2 separate regions of the Mus musculus genome follow, and region 2 is linked to region 1. A link is a loop called in an ENCODE intact Hi-C map of the cell type or tissue named here. Cell type or tissue: left cerebral cortex. All regions are shown on one strand. Links, peaks and the distances in the headings refer to the core of each region. The heading gives the core; the rest is flanking DNA.

Region 1 (5,326 bases), core at 123-5,122:
AAAAGGAGGAAGGCTTACTATTACAAGGCATCTGCTCTCTACAAATTGTCCTAAAGATTAAACTCAAATTGAAAATATAGCTTAAGACAGAAATTCTATGATCTGTATAGTAAGTAGGCCTCTATATGTGTGTGTGTGTGTGTAAGAGAGAGGGAGAGAGAGAGAGAGAGAGAGAGGGAGGGAGGGAGGGAAGGAGAGAGAGAGAGAGAGAGAGAGAGAGAGAGAGAGAGAGAGAGGGAGAGAGAGGGAGAGAGAGAGACTGCTTTTACTCAACCATAACATACAAAATTATATCATCTTCAGGAAAGTGGATAATAACATACTTATTAGAATAAGCCAGTCTCATAACTACAAGTACCATATGTTTTCTCTCATATGCAGAATTTAATAGAAAAAAAGCAGACTACTATTAGGAACTACTATTGGGAATATGTAAAAAATAATATGATCGAAATACAGTCTACTCATGTATTAAAATGTCATAATATATTACTCAATACATTACTTTGTATAATTAATGTACGCTAAAAATAAACTGATGGAGGACTATAGAGATTATTGAAATGGTATGCACATATAATTGCTCAAAAGTACATAAAATGCACAAGTATACATAGACATAGTTAACATAATCATGATAAAAGTGATACTATACTGAGGGAAGAATTTTCAACTACTAAAAGTCAGAAAAGGCTGTGAGGTATATACGTCAAGAGTTTTCAAATCAAAAGGAGACCTGAGGAGGCCTGAGGAAGTAACTCGGTTGGTTAAATGCTTGCAAGGGCCAGAGTTTGATCCATAGAACTCACATAGTTAAGTCCAGGCTTGGTGGAACGTGCTTGTAATTCCAGCAGGGGACATAGAGACAGGTGGATGTCTGCGGCTCAGTGTACAGTTAGTCCAGCTTACTTGGTAAGTTCCAGACCAGAGAGAGTTCCTTGTATCCAAAAAAGGTGGTGGGCAGTGCTTGAGAAATGACAGCTGGGATTGTCCTCTGGCCTCCCCAAGCAGACATGACCTTCTACCCCCAATAGGGAACGTTTTACTGACTTTGTGGGAGGCAACACTTTCTTTAACAGGATATACCAAATGGGATCAACAAAACAAAACAACAACTATAAGAAGGAACAGTATTAAAACTTAAGAACTCTTTTCATTAAGAAAAAAAAAGAACTCTTAATTTGAATATGTCTATCCAACAAAATTTTTATCCAGAATGTGTCAAAACGGTTTATGTACATGCAAAATGGGCAACCAGCCAATCTGAAAATAAATGGTAGTGTAAAGAAATAATGATGAAGTGAAAGGGTTCTCACTTTCATTATTTGTAAGGATTTGGAAAATAGAAATTAAAGCTTATTTATTGTAATGCATTCACCCTTACATCTTAATTGCTAAAATGAAAACTCCTGAAAACATACCTTTGTAAAGACAGCAAGTAATCAGAATTGGCCTACACTGCCTATATATACTATATGTATATAATATACATAGATATGATGACTATGGCAATAGCTTATGTGTATAATTTTTTCACAGCCTATGAAGCAACAATTTCACTCCTAGGAAATGATCCAGCAGAAGTGCACCAGAAAAATGTATATGTGTTTGTAGCATCACTATTTATAATAGCTTAAAAACTTGAAGCTTCCCACATGGACAGTAGACTGATTGAATAAAGTGTGGAAGAATTGCTTAATGAAATATCATATAGCAAAGAAAACAGAAAATCATCAAAATATGTGAGTTTTACAAAGTGTGTTAATCAAGTAAGACACAAGAGACTATACAGTATAGGATCCATTTTACATAAAGCTGGAAAATACGCAAAAGTAACATGCAGTAAGATATGTCAGATTCGTGGTAATTCTTGGGAAGTTCAATAGCTTGAAGCAAGGAGAGGTGATTGTGGGATGTGACCATAAGCCGTTTATCATTATTGTCACATGGATATTACACATTGTGTAAAATTTATCACATTGAAAATTGATAATTTAGGTTATGATACAGTAAACCTAAAAGCACAAATGTAAACAAACAAACAAAAACCAGTCTGGGATCAGCCCAAGACCCTTCCAAAATCTAGAAAGCTTTTACAGCTGTGTCTAAAGAGATTGCCACAAAAGAGTAAGACTGAGCTGAAAAGCAGGGTCAGGAGGCAGATTGGAAATGGAATTGGAAGCATAACTTGAACTTTTCCTACATCAAAATCAAGGGCCTCAAAAAATTGCGCTTGGATCACTTGGATGTAAAGATTTGCACGGGAGAATTTGGGATCTTGAACTATTACATTCCCCTTATGCATCCAGATCAGCGACAATAGCCTTCCTATCTCTGCCTTTGCAGCTTGCTTGAAGACAGCAAGTTTCCTACGTGGAGACCTTCCATATGCATTACAAATCCAGGATGCTTACAGGATGACACATTCAAGATCCTTGCTCTCATTGCCTCTCACACCAACTTGTCAGAGCAGCTCTTGTTACAGGAAGTAAAGTCCCTGCTCTCAGAAATGTGTGTGTGTGTGTGTGTGTGTGTGTGTGTGTGTGTGTGTGTGTGTGTGTGTGTGTGAAGTTCAAATGCAGATTAGACATGCTGGCATGGACCCTGAAAACATATGCAGCCATGGATCCTAAGGCTCTAGATGGGAACTGGGGAGAAGGGAAAATTACTGACATGACACCACAGCAGGACTGCCGTACCAACATTCCCTCCCTGCGGGAGAATGATTGGCTGGTTAACTACTTGCTATATAAAGGCACTGAATTTGTAGCCCAAGTTGCTCAGCTGTGGCGAAACCCAGTATCTGTAGCTGCCATCTGCTCCCGAAGTGTCACGCAGTGGAATTCAGGGACAGGTGAACTGGAACTCCCAGCCTGGTACTGTGGCTGTTTGCTGTGTTGTTAGTAATCAACTTTTTTGTACTGACTCACTCACTAAATCTTGTCTTCTTTTGCCACCTGTGGAGGATGGCAAATTGGTGTGCTAAATTACGTATTCATTTTCTTTATAGTATACCTATTTCATGCCCTCCGATTAGGTTTCTAATTGGACTGACATAGCAAACTACTAATATAGGCAATGCCTCTGTGGAAGAGAAAAGATAAAGACACTCAGATCAATTCGTTGATGTGAAGAAGGAATGCATTTGCCTGTCCGGTGGAATAAGAAGAAGGTGAGTAGGTTTTCCTTTAAACTGAAGTGCATTGATGACTAGTCCCCAAGTAGTGACAGGCCATATTTCATTAAGTTGTCCAAATGGTTTCCCCTCCTACAAATTTGAACCTTCCTATAACAGGGAGGCAGGGCCTTCAAAAGAGAGGAAGCAGGTAAAGATCCAGTCAGTCCATCTAGAACTAGAACAAGAATTGCCACACTGATAGATGGTGAATGGTAGTCAGTGGGCTCTCTCACCCAAGACCTCGTGATATATGAGCAACATTCCAAACACGGCCGGTTGTGTTGAATTGCTGTTTCAATAAAATTGTGGCCAACTCAAGATGAATACAAAGGAAGTTGCTTACAATATAGTAGCTGAGCTAGGTGTGGTGATGCACACTCGTAATCCTAGCACTCCAGATGCTGAAGGGCAAGGCAGGAAGACCGTAAGTTTGAGGTCAGACTGGATTGTAAATGAGACTGCCTAAAAAAAAAAAAAATCAAAATGGTATGGAGCAAAATACAGTAGCCATAGCTATGCCAGACTGACTATATCAGGAACAGAATGACAAGTCTGCTTATGATGAGCATAAAAATAGATGCCCTAGAGTAGGACCTAGCCATGAGTCAATGTGTGTTTGGCTATAAAGTGAAGATTTCAAGGCTGACATGTTGGCTCTCAACTGTAATTCTAGTACACTGGAGGCTGAGGCAGGAGGATTGCTGTAAGTTAGAAGCCAATCTAACCTACACAGTGAATTCCAGAACAACTTGAGCTACAGAGTCTCTCTCTCTCTCTCTCTCTCTCACACACACACACACACACACACACACACACACACACACACAAACACACACACATACACACACCCTAGAATTAACTCCAGCCACCACATAACCAAAATAAGAGTTATTAATGAAGAGATTAATGTGCTGAACACTGAACCAATTTCTAGACAGGAGTTGAACAGGCTACTGTTTGTCCAGTTGCAACAGAAAATATCTCTGTGGAGCCAGACTCCTCCTTGGAGGCCAGTCTCTTTTTAGATGAATAAAGAAGCCAACTGATACCAAGGGACAAATTTTTTCTTCAGCAATCATACAGTTTGACCTTAATCTCTTGCACCTTCACTTGGTGTGATTCTAAAGACCTCTCTGTCCCCCGGTGGGTCCAGAGGCCATACATCATATGCCTCCATAATGATACAATAAAGCAGATCATAAAAGTATAAGATGAAATCGATTTTTGTTTACTTAGATGACATGACGGTGATTTAAAAAACAGGATATATAATGTTTTCTTGAGGGGCAAGGACTACTTGATCTGGAAATGTAGTAATCCAGGATTAATAGTGATCATTTCTGGGCCATCTTTCCAAGTGCTGCTTTGCTCTACTGATGCTATTCATTCTGCGTAACGTTCATTTGCTATCGCTGTTTTGCATGCATATACTGTGTGTCCTCATAAAAACCAGGGTGGGAGGATTCTCCTATTTGTGAAGAGCCACGTCTAGAGTAGTGTTGGGGGTGGGGAGGTTATATTAAAGGTAACCTCTAGACTACTAGTTCACTTCTGTTTTCTTCAGAAAGGAGTTAGCAGGGTATTCATACAATTGGTGTGAATGGCCATGGTAATTTGTCTGTCTCTGAAGAGTCTAAATCAAGCAATGCAGCCTCCTAACCCTCTGGGAGGGGGAGCTATATTACTTGGATTCATTACCAGCCTAGTCAAGTAACTTTGCATCATAACCCTTTGCTATAAAATGTTTCCTATAGGTTTGAGGGTTTGAACATTTGTACCTAAGCTGGCTGCACGATTTGTTGTAGAATCTTTTGGAGAAAGACCTTCATTGGAGGAAGTGGATCACTGATAGAAGACTTTGAGATTTGTAGCCTAAAATCATTTCCTGCCCTGTCTCGGCTCCCTGACCCACTCAGATGGTCAGATGTGAGCAAAAAGCCTCCTCTTCTACTGCCACCACTGTGAGCCTCCACACCTAACCTGAAGAAGTTCACCACCTCAACTATGAGACTGAATCAGTCTCTCCATCCCTAAGGTGTTTCTTATTGATATTTGGTCACAGCTAAAGGGATGTTCACTAACTCAACCTCTAAAGAACTCCACTTATGTTACTTGGTTTTTTTTATTAGATATTTTCTTTATTTACAT
Region 2 (5,326 bases), core at 110-5,109, 340 kb before region 1:
CCCTTCTTCCCCTTCTTCCCCTTCCCCTTCCCCTTCCCCTTCTTCTTCTTCTTCTTCTTCTTCTTCTTCTTCTTCTTCTTCTTCTTCTTCTTCTTCTTCTTCTTCTTCTTCTTCTTCTTCTTCTTCTTCTTCTTCTTCTTCTTCTTCTTCTTCTTCTTCTTCTTCTTCTTCTTCTTCTTCCCCTTCTTCCCCTTCTTCCCCTTCTTCCCCTTCTTTCCCTTCTTCTTCTTCTTCTTCTTCTTCTTCTTCTTCTTCTTCTTCTTCTTCTTCTTCTTCTTCTTCTTCTTCTTCTTCTTCTTCTTCTTCTCCTTCTCCTTCTTCTCCTTCTTCTCCTCCCCCTCCCCCTCCCCCTCCCCCTCCCCCTCTCCCTCTCCCTCTCCCTCTCCCTCCCCGATTACTGATACTCATATGCATGTGATTGTGGGGCCATCCATTGGAGCCTGGACAACCTATCAGTGACCACACCTTTAAAGAAAAGTGACTGTTTTTCTACCAAGCCACCCACTGGTAATTACTCCTTTGGTAGGATTGGGGCCTTGCGAGTTCCTTTCCCTTGTATGCTGGAAATTGTTTATCAATTAAATTTGTTTTCAGATAATTTCATATATATATACATATATATATGTATATATATATATATATAATATTGTGAAGGTCTTATTTTCTTAACATGAAAACATTCTTGCAGGACTAACACCCCAACCTAAGGCCCTGTACTGACTAGTTTTGTGTCAACTTGACACAGGAGTTATCACAGAGAAAGGCACTTCAGTTGAGGAAATGCCTCCATGAGATCCAGTTGTATGGCATTTTCTCGATTAGTGATCAAGGGGGAGAGTCCCATTGCGGGTGGTGCCATCCCTGGGTTGGGTAGTCTTGGGTTCTATAAGAAAGCAAGATGAACAAGCCGGGGGAAGCAAGCCAGTAAGTAACATCCCTCCATGGCCTCTGCATCAGCTCCTGCTTCCTGACCTGCTTGAGTTCCAGTCCTGACTTCCTTTGGTGGTCAACAGCAATGTGGAAGTGTAAGCTGAATAAACCCTTTCCTCCCCAACTGCTTCTTGGTCATGATGTTTGTGCAGGAATAGAAACCCTGACTAAGATAGGCCCCAGTATATTCTTTGACGATGCCATACATGTATGCAACATATCCTGATGATTCTTTTTTTGTTTTGTTTTTATGGTTTAAGTGCTTTATTATAGAAATGCAGGGAGAAAGAGAGAAGGTAGAAAGAGAGAGGGGGTCTAGAGAGTAAGAGAGTAAGAGAGAGGAGAGAGGAGAGGAGAGGACAAAGAGAAAGGAGAGAGGAGAGAAGACAAAGAGAGGGGAGAGAGAAGAGAGGAGTGAGAGAAGTGAGAAGTAAGAGATCAAAGGAGCGAGAGTCCTGATGATTCTTGTCTCCTTCTCTCTCTCCTTCTCCCCCTCCCCTCCCTTATGAGGGAGAGAGCTCAAGGGGTGTCATCCCCCCCCCAGGGGAACTACTGGCTCTCACTGGGACAAGGGCTTATTTTTTTATTTAATCATCTCTTTAAATCCCCTGTTTCCAAATTCATGTTATGAGGTAATAGGTACTAGGCTTCAATATCTGAAACTGATGTGGATACAGATCATCTCATAATAACTATAAAGATCATAAAATGCTGTTCAATATTAAGTGTCAGGCTAATACGAATGAAAACCTGCAGTGAGATATTACTACATACTAAGACAGCTGTAATAAAAAGACAGAAAATAACAGGTGTTAGCAAGGATGCAGAGAAAGTGGAAATCTGATCCAGTGCTACGGAAAATGTACAACAGTCCAAGCACATAGAGAACAATCTGTCAGTGCCTTAAAATATTCAACGTGGAGTTCCCATATGCCTCAGTAATTCTATTTCTAGATCTATAAATACTTTAAAGAAGTGCATAAATATGGGCACAAAAATCCAAATACAACCATCCTTACAGACACATTATATATAATTCTCCCAAATTGGACAGCAAAATTTCCATCAAAAGTAGAATGAATTTTTAAACTATAGCTATACAATGAACTATCAGAGCACAATCAAAGGGAAGCAATGATTGAGATACCATATGAATGCATTTCATGAGCACAATGCTCAATCAAAGAGGCTAAAGACAAAAGAATACCTATTTCATCACAAATGTAAGATTCCATGAATATAATTTTCAAAAATGGATGAAACAAATTTGTGAGTTCTAGAAATCAACATTGTTATCTCTGGAGAGAAGCAAAGGAGCTAAGGCCCAGCAGGGGGCAGTAGCTCTACAGCACTTACTGAGGTATATGTTCATTCAACAAGACTTCAGTCATTTATCTGTGCGGTTAGAGTTCACATGGCAAAATAATTCACCTATAATTTCCAAGGGCCGGGACTTGGTCCTAGGTTCTTGTTTTTTTGTTTTTTGTTTTTTTTTTAAATTTGGTCTTTTCCCCCATTTTGTGTATTTACACTTTATTTTTTAAATTGGATATTTTATTTATTTATTTGCATTTCAAATGTTTTCCCCTTTCCAAGTCTCCCCTCTGGAAACCCGCTATCCCATTACCCTTCCCCCTGCTTCTATGAGGGTGCTTGCCCCACCCACCCAGCCACCCACTCCCACTTCCCCACCCAAGCATTCCTCTACACTGGGGCATCGGTTTTGACAAGGGGAAATAGACATGGGCTCTCATGCCCAACCAAGAATCTGTCTCCAATTGACAACTGCTTGCCATGTTAAAAATAGTTTTCTTCAATGGAGACTCACTAGTTATATTTACCCCACTTGAGAATGGGCCCGGTGACCAGCAGTGGCCAGCACAACATGACCTCAATGGTATTTCTATAGACTGTCTTTTGCATGTTGCTTTGTTTGGGCATGTTCTGTCTTCCTGGGTTCTCTGTTTTTATATTATTGCTTCTAACTCTGGACTTTTATGTTTTCTTTTTTTGGTGTGTCTATTTCTTGTAGGTTTTTTTTTTTTTTAATTCTGGTTTGTTTCCTGCTTTTTGCCTGTTTGTTTTCTAAAGAGAAAGAGATAGAAAGGACATGGCGTTGGGTGAGAGTCTGGGAGTTGTGGGAGGGGAACTGTTATCAGAACATAGGGTATAAAAGTATTTTTATAAAATTCCCAGGGCCAGCAAGATGGCTCAGTTCTCTCTGTACAAGTATGATGGCTTATGTTTGATCCCATGAATCTGTGGTGGAGAAAGAGAGCCAACTCCTGAAAGCAAACTCTTCCCTGCCTGCCATATGACCATTAATGCATGCCTCACCCCATGTAATAAATCAAGGTAAAAAATTTAAATGTCCCTAAATTAATAAAATAAATAAATAAATAAATAAATCAGGCATGGTAGTGAGGCAGATGACCCTGAGAAGCTAGAACCAGGAGAATTACGAGTTCGAGGTCAGCCTCAACTACGGGACACAGGAAAGTTCCATCATCTCCTAACATGCAATGTTGCTTCGTTGTGCTCAGATGGACTCATACCCTGAAACCCAGAGCAGCCGCTGGTCTCTTCTTTATCACTATAGCTTTGGCCTTTCAAGAATGTCTAGAGTTTGCTATTTTAAAGTAGTCTAATACATTTAGAGAAGAGTGTTAATTGGTACAGAGCATCAATACTTAAATTTACACTGAGAAGCAAATAGAAGGACACAATTTAGGTGCAGACAGGACTGCTCCTCACTGGAGTATGTATCAAGTGAGGGTAGACTTCCCTATAGAAGTCTTCATTTATTAATTTGTATGATGTTGAATATTAGAACACGGGGGCTAGGCAAGTATAGTACCAATGGTTTTATCTTCTTTCTTTATTAGACACGGTCTCTCTGTGGAGCCCTGGCTGTCCTGGAACTTGCTATGCAGGCTAGGCTGGCCTCAACCTCACAGAGACCCACTTGCCTCTGCCTACTGAGTGCTGGGATTAAAGGCATGTGCCACCTGTTGGTACATATTATGGTCAGTTGACTTTATTAAAGTTGATCAGATAAAGTCTTTTCAATCAATTACAACAGTTGAATTTCTAATAATGAGAGAATTAAAATGAATTATTTATTTAAATCATATAAAAATCACACGTAATGGATTAAAGATTGCAAAACTCTATGAAATTGTCATGAGCAGTTTCCTTAATATGAATCCAAAAGAACAGGCCACAACCCAAACTATGGGAGTGTATCAAACTAAAAGCACTGATAGCGTTGAGGCAATGGACAACAGTGTGAAGAAACAACCCAGGGATGGGGAGAAAGCACTTGTAATCTATTTATCTAATAAAGGGCCAATATTCAAAACATGTAAGAAGCGAGTTCATTAGCTAGAGAAACCTGTTTAAAATTATTTTCTCCATGTTTTGCTTGCTGTAACAAAACACCTTATAAACAACACATGTATTACTTACAGTTTTGGACACTGGGAAAGTCAAAGACCAAGAGACAAGCTGTTTCATAAATGGTATACTTCCTTCTGTCTTCACCAGGCACAAAAGGCAGCTCTCTTGGGTCTCTTTTGTAAGGGTACTAATGTTTTCTAACCTAATTAACATTTTTAATGATTGTATTTTATTTGCATTGGTACTTTGCCTACGTATATGTCTGTGTGAAGATGTGTGATCGCCTGGAACTGGAGTTATAGACAGTTGTGAGCTGCCATGTGGGTGCTGGGAATTTAAGTCAGAGCCTTTGGAAGAGCAGTCAGTGCTCTTCACTGCTGAGCCATCCCTCTAGGCCCCTAATTAACATTTACTTTGCCCTCTTCATACCATTTTATGTTGGGGATTATGTTTCAATATGTGAACTTTGTAAGGAGAGACATAGACATTCAAACTCTACCAATAAACAAAGGTCTGAAGAGGTATTTCTAAAATAAGATAATTAATAAATAAGTACCGACGATCATATGCCCCAGTACAAGGGAATGCCAGGGCCAGGAAGCAAGAGTGAGTGGGTTGGGGAGCAGGGCAGGGGAGGGGATAGGGGGCTTTGGGGATAGCATTTGAAATGTAAATGAAGAAAATATCTAATAAAAAAGAGAAAGGCAAAAAATAAATGTTAACAAAGCTTAAAATTTTTCATCCCTCAGATACTATGAATTTGCAATTTTGCAATTGTTTATACACATACAACTCATAAGAAAAAATGCTGTTCTTTTAAGGAGACGGTCTTTGGACATTTAAGAATTTGCTCTAGATTGCCTGGACAAGACCTATTAAGGCAATGCCACCCTAGATTTATATCCCAGGCAGATTATTATAGGCCTTACACAAAAATAATTGGCCATATAATCTCATTCTTTACATCATCAAAATAGTAATGGCTTGAGATAATAAT

Evidence for each region. Peaks named below come from ENCODE experiments on the same cell type or tissue, not always from the same donor. Only the 100,000 strongest peaks of a DNase experiment are listed, where the experiment ranks them.
Region 2: a loop joins it to region 1, with 10 times the contacts of the local background. A loop is called at or near these places in 12 of 42 quality-filtered maps.

The regions. Positions count from the first base shown.
Region 1 is chrX:139,417,548-139,422,873 of GRCm38, reverse strand. No RefSeq gene overlaps it. Among named protein-coding and RNA genes, the nearest start is that of Radx, 60 kb to the left of the region's middle. In left cerebral cortex, for the core only: no CTCF peak of the experiment used is centred there; a DNase peak (open chromatin) is centred at 2,738.
Region 2 is chrX:139,759,688-139,765,013 of GRCm38, reverse strand. No RefSeq gene overlaps it. Among named protein-coding and RNA genes, the nearest start is that of Ripply1, 20 kb to the left of the region's middle. In left cerebral cortex, for the core only: a CTCF peak has its summit at 2,252 (motif pointing right); DNase peaks (open chromatin) are centred at 1,817 and 2,262.